Regions from separate parts of the Homo sapiens genome. Here region 2 is linked to region 1. Evidence: read pairs that join two places in POLR2A ChIA-PET (ENCODE). Cell type or tissue: GM12878. All regions are shown on one strand. Links, peaks and the distances in the headings refer to the core of each region. The heading gives the core; the rest is flanking DNA.

What was found. ChIA-PET counts read pairs that join two places held together with the same protein. Peaks named below come from ENCODE experiments on the same cell type or tissue, not always from the same donor. Only the 100,000 strongest peaks of a DNase experiment are listed, where the experiment ranks them.
Region 2: POLR2A ChIA-PET joins it to region 1 with 5 read pairs; 2 of 35 experiments call an interaction of 5 or more read pairs at or near these places.

The regions. Positions count from the first base shown.
Region 1 is chr17:29,703,311-29,709,535 of GRCh38, reverse strand. The region is part of intron 3 of SSH2 (slingshot protein phosphatase 2); the gene reads left to right. Among named protein-coding and RNA genes, the nearest start is that of SSH2-AS1, 67 kb to the right of the region's middle. RefSeq lists an enhancer at 2,678-2,867. In GM12878, for the core only: no CTCF peak of the experiment used is centred there; DNase peaks (open chromatin) are centred at 2,308 and 2,865; H3K4me3 peaks cover 1,887 bases; H3K27ac peaks cover 3,986 bases.
Region 2 is chr17:29,192,898-29,199,122 of GRCh38, reverse strand. It overlaps the pseudogene LOC100421028. Among named protein-coding and RNA genes, the nearest start is that of MYO18A, 16 kb to the right of the region's middle. In GM12878, for the core only: no CTCF peak of the experiment used is centred there; a DNase peak (open chromatin) is centred at 3,512; H3K4me3 peaks cover 465 bases; H3K27ac peaks cover 268 bases.

The DNA.
Region 1 (6,225 bases), core at 397-5,396:
CTGGCTAATTTTTGTATTTTTAGTAGAGACGGAGTTTTGCCATGATGGCCAGGCTGGTTTTGAACTCCTGGCCTCAAGTGATCCACCCTCCTTGGCCTCCCAAAGTGCTGGGATTACAGGCATGAGCCACCACACTCAGCCCCTGTACTCTACTTTTAAATTCTATTCTGTTGAAAAGGTGTGTAGGTAAGACATTGTATTTCGTCCGCCATAAACTATATCATAAAGCGAAAACAACATGGTAGAGCATGATTTGGAGCATAAGCTTTCAAGTCAAATCTTGGTTTGAATCCTTGCTCTGAGGCTTACTAGCTGTATAGATTTTAGGCAAGTAACTTATGATCTCTGAGCCCTCAGTCTCTTACATGTATATTGGGGGTAAAAATAGTACCTACTTCATAGAATTGTTAGGAAGGTTAAATAAAGTAATGTAAAATGCACCTAGCATACAGTAGATATCTAGTTGAGTTAGCTATTATTAGCTCTCTCTCTCTCTCTCTCTCTCTCTCTCTCTCTCTCTATATATATATATATATATATATTTCTTAACTAGGGATGACTTTCCCCTTATTGAGCAAGCAATCTATGGCAAAGAGAAGCATAGATGTTTTTAAGTTATAAAGACTCTGGAGAACTTCACTGTCAGGAGTGCTCTATTAGAAAGGTGATTCTGTCATTTTTGTATCAAGCAGCTAATTATTCTCTTTAGATCAAGAAAATAGTATTTTCTTTATCTCATTCATTCCTTACTGTGGGGCTTCTTAAGTCCTTCGGGGTTATATTTAACTTAGGTATCTGTAATCACATACAAATGACTTCATAGAGTTTACTGCAGTTCTGTTTCTGTGCCAGACTCTACAGAACTAGTCAATTCAGAAACATGAAAAAGTTTTCACCTGCCTTTCTAAAGAACCGGTTTTTTTGTTTGTTTTTTTTTTTTTTTTTTGAAGCAGAGTTCCCCTCTGTCGTCCAGGCTGGAGTGCAGTGGCACAATCTCGGCTCACTGCAACCTCCGCCTCCCAGGTTCCAGTGATTCTCTTGCCTCAGCCTCCCTAGCAGCTGGGATTACAGGCACCCGCCACCACGCCTGGCTAATTTTTTTGTATTTTTAGTCGAGATGGGGTTTCGCCATGTTGGCCAGGCTGATCTCGAACTCCTGACCTCAGGTGATCTGCCCGCCTTGGCCTCCCAAAGTGTTGGGATTACAGGTGTGAGCCACCACGCCTAGCAAGAACAGACTTTTTAATTAGACAATTGACAACTCCTTGTCAATTGAATTTTTAAGCAGCTGTTTCAGGAAGACATATTTACATAATAAATCTTTTACTATTCTGGCAAGATATACCAACCTTTTATCTTACACAAAAGTATATGTGATTAAATTTACATATAATTTTCTTCATATGCAAATAAAGCATTTAATTTTCAAGTGGAATTTTATCTACCTAAACTCTGGTGGTGGTTATAAATTTTGTTTTATCACTTCCATGCTATGAATTTTTTTCTGTTATGATAAGAGATTTTTGTAATCAGCCACACGCTTATTTCTGGTCCCCTTGTGACCAACAGAATGTCACTTTTTTGATAACTGAGGGGTCATAACCTGGGGCCATGGAATAAAGAGGATTGATTGTACCATCCAGATTATCTGCCACGAGTCTCTGGGAGCCTGTATCGCGCCTATTATAATAGTATTTAATAGTAGTCTCGGGTTGGGCATGGTGGCTTACACCTGTAATCCCAGCACTTTGGGAGGCCAAGGCGGGCGGATCACTTAAGATCAGGAGTTCCAGACCAGCCTGGGCAACATGGTGAAACCCCGTCTCCACTAAAAATACAAAAATTAGCCAGGTATGGTGACGTATGCCCATAGTCCCAGCTGTTCGCGAGGCTGAGGCACGAGAATCGTTTGAGCCCAGGAGGCAGAGGTTGCAGTGAGCCAAGATCTCACCATTGCACTCCAGCCTGGGCAAGAGAGCAAGACTCCATCTCAAAAAAAAAAAAAAATAGTAGTCTGTTGGCCTACCTTGTACAATTTGTTCCATCAGAAAAGTTTATTGACATTTGTGTTTCAAATAGGAAAGCCTCTTTTCTCTTATATGTGAATTTGTGATATTTATACTATATGTGAGTTTGACTCCTGGCCTTTCTTTTATAATCAGGAGTTTCTGGAGTCCAGGTGGCTTTGAACTAACCAACAGCCCTTGTCCAGCTCCTTAACCCTTACTTTGAGAAAGCCCTGCATTCATTTTAAATAACACATTTAGATATGCTTTAAAGCAAGAATGTACTTACATATACTTTAAAGCATAAGCAACAAATGTATCTATAAAAAAACAGTATTGCTGAACTCCAAAAACCAGGAAGTTCTTTTTTTTTTTTTGAGGCGGAGTGTCGCTCTGTCGCCCAGGCGGGAGTGCAGTGGCGCAATCTCGGCTCACTGCAAGCTCCGCCTCCCGGGTTCACGCCATTCTCCTGCCTCAGCCCCCGAGTAGCTGGGACTACAAGCGCCCGCCACCACGCCTGGCTAATTTTTTTGTATTTTTAGTAGAGACGGGGTTTCACCGTGTTAGCCAGGATGGTCTCGATCTCCTGACCTCGTGATCCGCCCGCCTAGGCCTCCCAAAGTGCTGGGATTACAAGCGTGAGCCACTGCGCCCGGCCAGGAAGTTCTTAAAATAGTGTTTGTCAAAGAGAAACTACCTATCTCACAAAAGGAGTGACTGAAGTATGTTCAGTTGTTTTAAACTCTTCAACAAATATACACACTTCTTTTGTAGATGTAGCGAACTGCTTTGTTTACTGGAACCCACAGTGTCCAAAGCTGTTACTTTGCCTGGTGAATAGGTAGAATATTTAGCCTTTATTTTTAAAATATTTTCATTTAGTAAAGCAGCAGTTGCTGTGTTGGCAAAAGTGTGAATTTCATTTCCTGTCTGTGGTGTGGCCCACTCATCCTGTCACTCAGACATTTTGTTTTAGGTTGTTCCCGTAATGTGAGTGGAACAGAGTGACCCACAGTAGGGTGGCATGTGAACACCACGGTTGTAACAAGAGAGAAGGCTTGTGCAACAGACCACAAGAGAGTAATGCTTTATTTAAAGATGAAAACAAAATAAAATCAAGGCACCACCACCCCCAGCCAGCATGCAGATTTTTAAAGTGACATCTGTGGATTCTTTTGTTTTTAGAAGGTGTGTTTCAGTCTATTTGGCAGGTTACCTCAAAGGTTTTATTAGCTTCATGGACTTTATTAAAGGATAAAATTGAATCAATGTCTGATAACATTATAGAGGTGATTTAACTTCATTTGCTAATCTATCATCAAACATCTTAAAGTCCATTAATCTGCCACATATATTGAGTTATATAATTTATTACTTTTACATGTGAGACTTGTCCTAAATTACAATTTCTGCTACAGTGACAGGACAGACATACAGTGTGGAAAAAACTGGGATAAATTCATTCATCCATCACCTATTGTTCAAGCAGCTAATACGTGCCTTAGACTATTTCCAGTGCTGCAGCTACAGTGATGCACAAAATTAAGTCCTTGCCCTCTTGGAGCTTATATTCTACTATAGGAAGGTAACCACAACAGGTATACACCTAAATAAATATAATTTTAGTTTATGATAAATATTCTGAAGGAAACAAAACAGAACAACAGGATAGAGTATGATTGGAATTGGGGGAAGGAGCAGTGATATGTAAGCTGAGACTTACATAATGATAGGCCACAAGAAAAGTATTCCAAGTAGGGAACAGAAAGCACAAAGTCCCTCAAACATCGAAGAAACAGAAAGAAGAATCATAGATCATGGTAAACAAAAGGGGAGATGATACAAGATCAGAGGAGTAGTCCTGTAGGATGTTACAGGTCCTTGAAGACCAAGCTAAAGACTGGTTTTTTTATTTACAAGTACAAAAGGAAGCATTTGGAGGGTTTTAAGCAGGGAAGTGACACTGTACAATCGATGTTTTTTAAGTCACTCTGGTTGCTATTTGGTGAGTAGATAGATAATCGAGGGCAGAAGTGGTTGCAGATAGACCTGTTAAGAAGTTTTTTTTTGATACAGCACCTGGGGTTTGTTTCACTTTAGGGGCAAGGTAAAATGGGTGAGGATGTAGAAGAAACAAAATTTGCCACAAATTAAAGCTCAAATGTGATGGGAACATGGGGGCTTACTTATCATAGTTATTCCCTCTACTTTTGTGTATGTTTGAAATTTTCTATAATAAAAGGCTTAAGAAAAACTTTTTAAATAGTGGTCCAAGTAAGGAATGCTGGTGCCATGGACCAGTGTGATAGTGGTGATAGGGATAAGTGGGCAGGTTCAAGATATATTTGAAAGTAAAGCTCACAGGACTTGCTAATGGATTAGATATATATTATAGGAAGGAAAGACACTAAGGATGACTATTAGGTGTTTTGCCTAAACAACTGGGAGAATGAGGCTGGAGAACGAGGCCAGAGATTGACTTGAGGGTGGGGGAACTCAAGAATTTAGTTTTGGCAACGTCAATTTAACATTGCCAGTTAAGATTTCCAAGTGGAAATACTGAGTAGACAATGTCATTTACAGTCTGCTAGCTAACCTTTAATAGCAGTACTGTACTCAAAAGCAATTTAGAATCCTCTATTAGGTATTTCTAAACTTGGCTATTTGTGAGTTAAGTTCTGTCCTTTCAGATTCTGTGAGAAACTTGATGGATAACTTGAAAGGCTTATTTAGTTTATTGATATGAAATAATTTAGATTTATTTTCTGGTTGTTTGTGGGTATCCACTAGTTTTTGTGTTTTGCTTTTTTTTTTTTTTTTTTTTTAAGAGACAGAGTCTTGCTCTGTCGCCCCAGCTGGAGTACAATGGCGCCATCATAACTCACTATAATCTCGAACTCCTAGGCTCAAGTGATCCTCCCACCTCACCCTCCTGAATAGCTAGGACTACAGGCATGTGATACCACCCCCAGCTATTTTTAAAATATTTTTTCAGAGATGGAGTCTCACTGTGTTGCCTAGCCTGGTCTCAAACTCCAAGACTCAAGCAATCCTCTTGGCTTGGCCTCCCAAAGCACTGGGATTACAGGCATGAACCACTGTGACCAGACCAGTAATTGTATTTTGAATAGTTACTATCCTCAGCAGTAATTCTCCACCTATATTATCATCTTGTGAATGACAAACTCAAGTAGGTTAAACACACTTCCTGCCTACTACTTTTCACTGAGTATGGGGATACAAGTTGGCAGTAGTAAAATTTTGAGGTAACATTTTACTGTTGTGTATATTTTAAACAAATTTTTTTTGCAAACTTTGGACCTATTACTAGTAGCTAAATATTGTAACATACTTCACATCTGATCAGGACGGTATTGAAACATCATTACTGATAACCTTCTACTAATCTACTTATAATAACTAATATTTATTAAGGGCTTTTTACTGTATGCTAGGCACCACTTTAAGAAGCTCTGTTCTCATTGGCTCTTTACAACAACTTCATTTTATTATCCCTGTTTTACAGATAAGGAAATTTAGGCCTACTCTATTAGGAAGAAGTAAAGCCAGGATTCAAACTCAGGCATTCTGGTTTCAGAGCCTGCGCTCTTAACTGCTGCCATGTAATGTATATAGAATATTGTAAGTTTTGGCTGGGCGCAGTGGCTCACATCTGTAGTCCTAGCACTTTGGGAGGCCGAGGCTGGTGGATCACATGACATCAGGAGTTCAAAACCAGCCTGGCCAACGTGGTAAAACCCCATCTCTATTAAAAATACAAAAATTAGCTGGTCGTGGTGGCTCGCTCCTGTAATCCCAGCTACTCAGGAGGCTGAGGCAGGAGAATTACTTGAACCTGGGAGGCGGAGGTTGTTGCAGTGAGCCGAGATCGCACCACTGCACTCCAGCCTGGGCAACAGAGTGAGACTCCATCTCAAAAAAAAAGAATATTGTAAAGTTTTGTTTCAGAAAACTTGTCTAGAGGCCACGCACAGTGGCTCACGTCTGTATTCCCAGCACTTTGGGAGGCCGAGGTGGGCGGATCATTTGAGGTCAGGAGTTTGAGACCATCTTGACCTACATAGTGAAACACTCTCTACTAATATTCAAAAATTAGCTGGGTGTGGTGGCGGGCGCCGGTAATCCCAGCCTACTCGGGAGGCTGAGGCAGGAGAATCACTTGAACCCAGGAGGCGGAGGTTGCAGTGAGCCAAGATCA
Region 2 (6,225 bases), core at 469-5,468, 510 kb after region 1:
ATATAAAATATATATAATATATATTATATAATATATAATATATATAAAATATATTATATAATATATAATATATAAAAAATATATAATATATATAATATATATAATATACAATATATATAATACACACACACACACACACACACACACACATATTTTCTGAGATGGCGTCTCACCCTGTCGCCCAGGCTGGAGTACAGTGGCATGATGAGCTCGGCTCACTGCAGCCTCCGCTTACTGGATTCAAGCGATTTTCCTGCCTCAGCCTCCCGAGTAGCTGGGACTACAAGGCATGCGCCACCACGCCTGGCTAATTTTTGTATTTTTAGTAGAGTCAGGAGTTGGGGTTTTGCCATGTTGGCCAGGCAGTCTCGAATTTCTGGCCTCAAGTTATCTGCATGCCTCAGCCTCCCAAAGTGCTGGGGTTACAGGCATGAGCCATGGTGCCCGGCAAATTTTTTTTTTAATTAGCTGGGCATGTGGGACACACCTGTAGTCCTAGCTACTCAGGAGGCTGAGGCAGGAGGATCACTTCCGCCTAGGAGTTTGAGGTTACAGTGAACTATGTTCATGTTACTGCACTCCAGCCTGGGTGACAGAGTAAGACCCTGTCTCTAAAAAAATACAATAAATAAATAAACTACATGTTTATTTGAGAGGCAGAAGGGAGAGTGTTGACAGAAATAATGGGTGTAAATGCCCCACAAGCTATACCCTTGGGAATTTTTTCAGTAATTCTCAGGGTCAGAAGCTGCAGAAATGTAAAGTAAAATGAGATTGTTGCAATATGAGGCCTTAAGGAGAATCCACTGGACAGAGACAGGAGGATGTAAGGCCTGTCTCTTTCAAACCCTGACATAGTAGTCAAAAAACATGTTACCCTGGACTCGGAAGAAACACAATCTAGGTCATGAATTTCCACCGTGGCATCTTGGGAGAAATATGCCTGGTACTATGTCGATCTGAAGAAAATGCCAAGACAGTTGGGAGGCCCGAAAGCCTGTTGAGTTAGGAAGAGTTCAGTGGAAGCCTAACTGTAATAGAAGTGTGCAGCCTGTCTTGGTGAATGTTGGGCTGCGTTGGGCTCCTTCTGGGAGTCACTGCTTCCATCTTTTCTTCTGCAGTGTCCTTTTCTCTGCCAGCTTGTTCTTCCCATCCTTGTCAGGCAGCGAGTGGCATGCCTGGGCGTCAGGCACAGATGGAGCTGGAGCTCTTGCTGTGGGCCAGAAATAGCTTTGCAAATATCTGGCTGTGGGGGCATTATGTTTTCGTCCCCTTCCCTTCCTGTCCCCTCACTTCAATTTCTTGTGATTTCTGTGTCCACAGAAATCACAAGATGAGCGACTGGTCATTCCTGGGCTGGCTCCTGACCCGAGTGCAGAACGATTCCACCGTGGTTGGCAAGGTATGGCTCACTGTCCTGGTCTTACACATCCTGCTTGTCGCCCTGCTGGGAAGTGCTGTCTGTGGGATGAGCACTGCAAGTTCATCTGCAATACCCTGCGGCCTGGCTGCACCAATGACCACTTCTCCCACTTCCGCTGGGGCTTTCCAGATTGTGCTGGTGGCCGTACCCTCCATCTTCTTTGTTGTCTGTGTGCTGCACTAGATGGTGAATGGGAGACAGTGGATGTGGAGAGGGGGTACCTGCTGGAAACCGTGCAAGAGCTGGCAGCTGGAGGGGCTCTCCCTGGACCCAGGCTGGGGCCCCTTGGGGCTTCTTTCTTTCTAGAGGGGCAGCTCTTAGTAGGAGAGGAGGTTTTTCCCCAAATGCCTTGGGGCTGCCACCTGGTACCCCAGCCTGCAGTCATACAGGGTCCTGGCTGTCTGCACTGCCCACGTGGTGCTGCGGGCCTGCATGGAGCTGGCCTTCCTGGTGGGGTCTACTCTCTGGGTGTGATATGCCATGGTTGCTTCACTGCCACTCCTCCCCTGTCCCTCCAGTCCTGACTGCTTTGTGTCCAGAGCCATGAGGAAGAAAATCTTCCTGAACTTCATGTGCAGGTGGGGTTGGGCTGCTTCCTCCTGAACCCGATGGAGTTGTGCTACCTGGGCTGGGTCTTCCCTTGCCAGGCACGCTCTGTGGCCTGCACCAGCTAGTGCTACTTCTGCTCCACTGTGATGAGGAAGGACCGTGCTCCAGGTGCCCTCCTGCTGGTGAGTGCCCCAGCAGTGCAGGCCCCAGCACCGCACGCCCCATGCTCACTGCCCGGTGGTGACAAGCAGCTGGCTTAGGGTAGCAGCAGAGACCTGACACTCCCCCCCAGCAATGCCACTCAGCAAAAAAATCCTGCCATCCTGCTTGGTCTTTGAGGGTGGGGAATGTGGAGTGGGAGTGGAAAACCCTGCTTCTTTCTGAAGATGTTACCTCAACAGACACAGTTTAGTGAAGTGATGAAGAGTGAGGCCTCTGGAACCCAGGTTCAAATCCCAGCTCTGCCATTTACCAGTGGTGTAACCTCAGACAAATTGCTTAACTTCTCTGTACCCCAGTTTCTCTAACTGAAAAACGGAAATCATAATAGATCCTCACTCCTACTTCATAGGAATGCTGTGAGGGTGAAATGAGTTTATACATGTAAAGTGCTTATAGATAGTAGCTGGTAACAAACGTTAGCCATTTGTATTAACCTCAGCTGCCTACAGCGTTGCTTTTGCTTGCCTAGCTTCCTGGGCCACCCACAATTGTGGAATCTATTGTCAATTCCTCCCTCAGTTGCTCTTACGGCTGTTGGAAGCCAAGTCCCCACACATTCTTCCTTGTAAGTCTCTCCTACACCTGTCCCCTCTGTTGGGTCCCCAAGTCATCTTCCTTGTTCAAGTTTGTATTTTCGGCCCCCTGCACTGCTGTTGCTGAACCTGCCAGGCACCTCTCTGCCTGCACTGCCCTTTCCTCTATTCCAACATACACCTGCCTCGCTGTGGAATCTCCTTGAATTAATCACTTAAAGTTCCTATGCCTGGAAACCAGCATCTTCCATGAGCCAGCCTGGACCTCCTTTTCTAGCCGGATCACCTACTTTTTCCAAAGAAGCCCTCCATTCTAGCCACACCAGGAGCTGTGCCTGGGGCTCCCTCCCCTACCTCCCACCCTTTGCTTGTGTTCCCTCCCGGGGACCTCTGACGTGGGAGGCTTCAGGACTAAGTTCGAATCCTGCCCCGCCACTCGGTGGTTGTGTGAGCTTGCGTAAGCTACTTGGTCTTCTGGTGATCAGTTTCCTGCTGTGTCAGAAGAGACTAATCATACTTTCTTCACAGGGTCATTGTGAGGATTAAACAAGATACTCTGAGTAAAGTGCAAGGCACACAATGTTCATCAATGAGTAGTAGATGCCATGATTATCACCTACATTCTACTATTATTGCTCAGATACTACCTTTTTTCTGTGCAACGTTCCTTGACCACTGCTCTGATTTTTTTCCTCTGTGCCTCCAAGGCAATTTCACTTAACAATTAGTCACGCAGTATTTTGTGACTTCCCCTTTACTGTGGTCTTCAGCAGTTATTTAAATCCCATCCTGCTGTGTAACTTTGCACATGTCTCTCATTGGTCTTTCATCTCAGTTGCAAGGAGGGGTGGTGACGATGTGCTTTGCAGGAAGAGGACACAAGCTTCTGCTCCCAGCTTAGCACTTTGCGTGGAATAGGAGCTCAACTCATATATGCCGATTTAATTAATTTTGAAATCTTTAGGCTACAATTAGAACTGAGTCCAGACTGAGCTGTACTTGAGGCATGTCAGAAAAGCAGAGTGACAGACATTCCTCCAGTGTCTTCCACAACTTGGGCCGATTTCTAACAATCCTTTAACAACTAAAAAAGTTCCTTGCAGGGTCTAATTTCAGTCCTGCTTGCTGCAATTGAAGCTGCTTTTCAGCCTCAGATTATTGATGTCTAGGTCCTAAAAAGTGTGTGTGGCGGGGGCGGCAGGCGCAGTGGCTCACGCCTGTAATCCCAGCATTTTGGGAGGCCAAGGCGGGCAGTTGCCTGAAGTTGGGAGTTCGAGACCAAGCTGGCTAACATGGTGAAACCCCGTCTCTACTAAAAATAAAAAAATTAGCCAGGCATGGTGGTGCACGCCTGTAGTCTCTGCTACTCAGGAGGCTGAGGCAGGAGAATCACTTGAATCCAGGAGGCGGAGGTTGCAGTGAGCCGAGATCACACCTCTGAACTCCAGCTTGGGAGACACAGCAAGACTCCATCTCAAAAAAAAAAAAAAAAGTGAGGGGGACAATATCTAGGATAATTGGAGATGTCAACCTCCTGTGACCCAGCAATTCTATTCCTAAATATATGCACCAGAAAATATCTTGCACAGTGAGCACCTGAAGATATGTCTCACAATGTTCATAGCAGCATTATTTTGCAAATAGCAAAAACCAGAAACAACCATGAATATTTATCAACAGAATAGACAGACTGTGTTATATTCACATCATGGAATATTATACAACAGTGAAATGAATAAATTAGAGCTAATCATATTAATAGGAATCTTTCTTCTTTATTTTGTTATTCTTTTTTTAAAAATAATAGGAATCTTTCAATGATGAGCAAAAAGAGCAAGTTTCAGAAGAGTAATGACAGTGTGGTATTATTTTTACAAACTAGGTAAAATAATATTTTATATTGTTTGAGGATATATGCTATGTAATAAAAGCGTATGGAAGTGCATGGAAATAACAAACATCCAATTCAGAATAGTGGTTGCCCCTGGGAAGGGGGAGGATAATGCAGGGTGGTACTGAGTGTTCAAACTGAGTTTGAGTAATTCTTTCTTTCTTTCTTTACCTCCCTCCCTCTTTCCCTCCCTCCCTTCCTTCCTTCCTTCCTTTCTTCCTTCCTTTGTTCCTTTTCTTGGGATGGAGTTTCGCTCTTGTTGCCTAGGCTGGAGTGCAATGGTGCGATCTCAGCTCACCGCAACCTCCGCCTCCTGGGTTCAATCGATTCTCCTGCCTCAGCCTCCCAAGTAGCTGGAATTACAGGCATGCGCCACCAAGCCAGCTAATTTTGTATTTCTAGTAGAGACAGGGTTTCTCCATGTTGGCCAGGCTGGTCTTGAACTCCTGACCTCAAGTGATCTGCCCGTCTCGGCCTCCCAAAGTGCTGGGATTACAGACGTGAGCTACTGCACCCAGCTATTGTTTAATTTTTTAATTTTTTGTAGAGATGGGGTCTCCCCATGTGCCCAGGCTCATCTTGAACTCCTGAGATCAAGTGATCCTCCTGCCTTGGCCTCCTAAAGTGCTGGGATTATAGGTGTGAGCTACCGCACCCAGCCCAGATAGATTTCTATGTAGAGCCATTTTCCAAGGAAAGAATAATGGAGACATAACCTGGTTTTGTTCATTCTGTCTCTGCTGGGAGGATTATAGCCCCCCTCTATAAGTGGGAACTCTGAGCTGGAGACAGGTGACAGGATTTGCTGGATGCTATGTGGGAAATCAGGAGACCCTGCTGGTTACTCTTTCTTTGGAACAAACTGGATTTGTGGAAATTACTTGTGGTTTTAGAGCCATTGAGACTTGAGTTTTAATCCTGCTTCTGACATTATCTATAATAGCTGTGTGGTCTTGGCCAATCTCTGACCTTTTAAAGCCTCAGTTCCTCATTTAAATAGGAAAATAACAACATGGAGTTTGCAGAGTTGTTGGAAGGATTAAAATGGGAGTGGTCCACCTTGCTCTGGTTTGGTACATGGTGGAAATATAGCTCAGGTCCTTTTTCCCATGCTCATAATCAGCTAGTCAGTGACCTTCTCCTGGGCCCCATCTGTTCTCAGGGAATTTAGCCAGCTCTTCTCCGTGACTATAATCAGGGCTCTTGACCGAAGGGAAAGCCACTTTCCATGTAATTTTGACATCTTGTGCCATGGAAATAATTAATACATTTATTGTCTTAATACATCTATTAATTAAGCAAATAACTACTGGTCAGTATAATATGGTAATCAAACTTTAGGCTTCAGGGTCAGAGATCTGAGTGCTAGTCTTGGCTATGCAATTACTAGCTGTGTGACCTGGGCAAGTTACTTCTACTGTCCACGCCTCATTTCCTCATCTGTATAATGGGGATAACAGTGCCTACCTCCATGGGCTTTGCTGAGAGTATTAAATGAGAACACACATATGGTGTTTAGCAGTAGCTATTATTACCCTATCATAATCCCAGCAATGTGCTTGGGACTAGGGGGAGGAAGAAGTATAAATAAGACTGGTTTTGAAGCA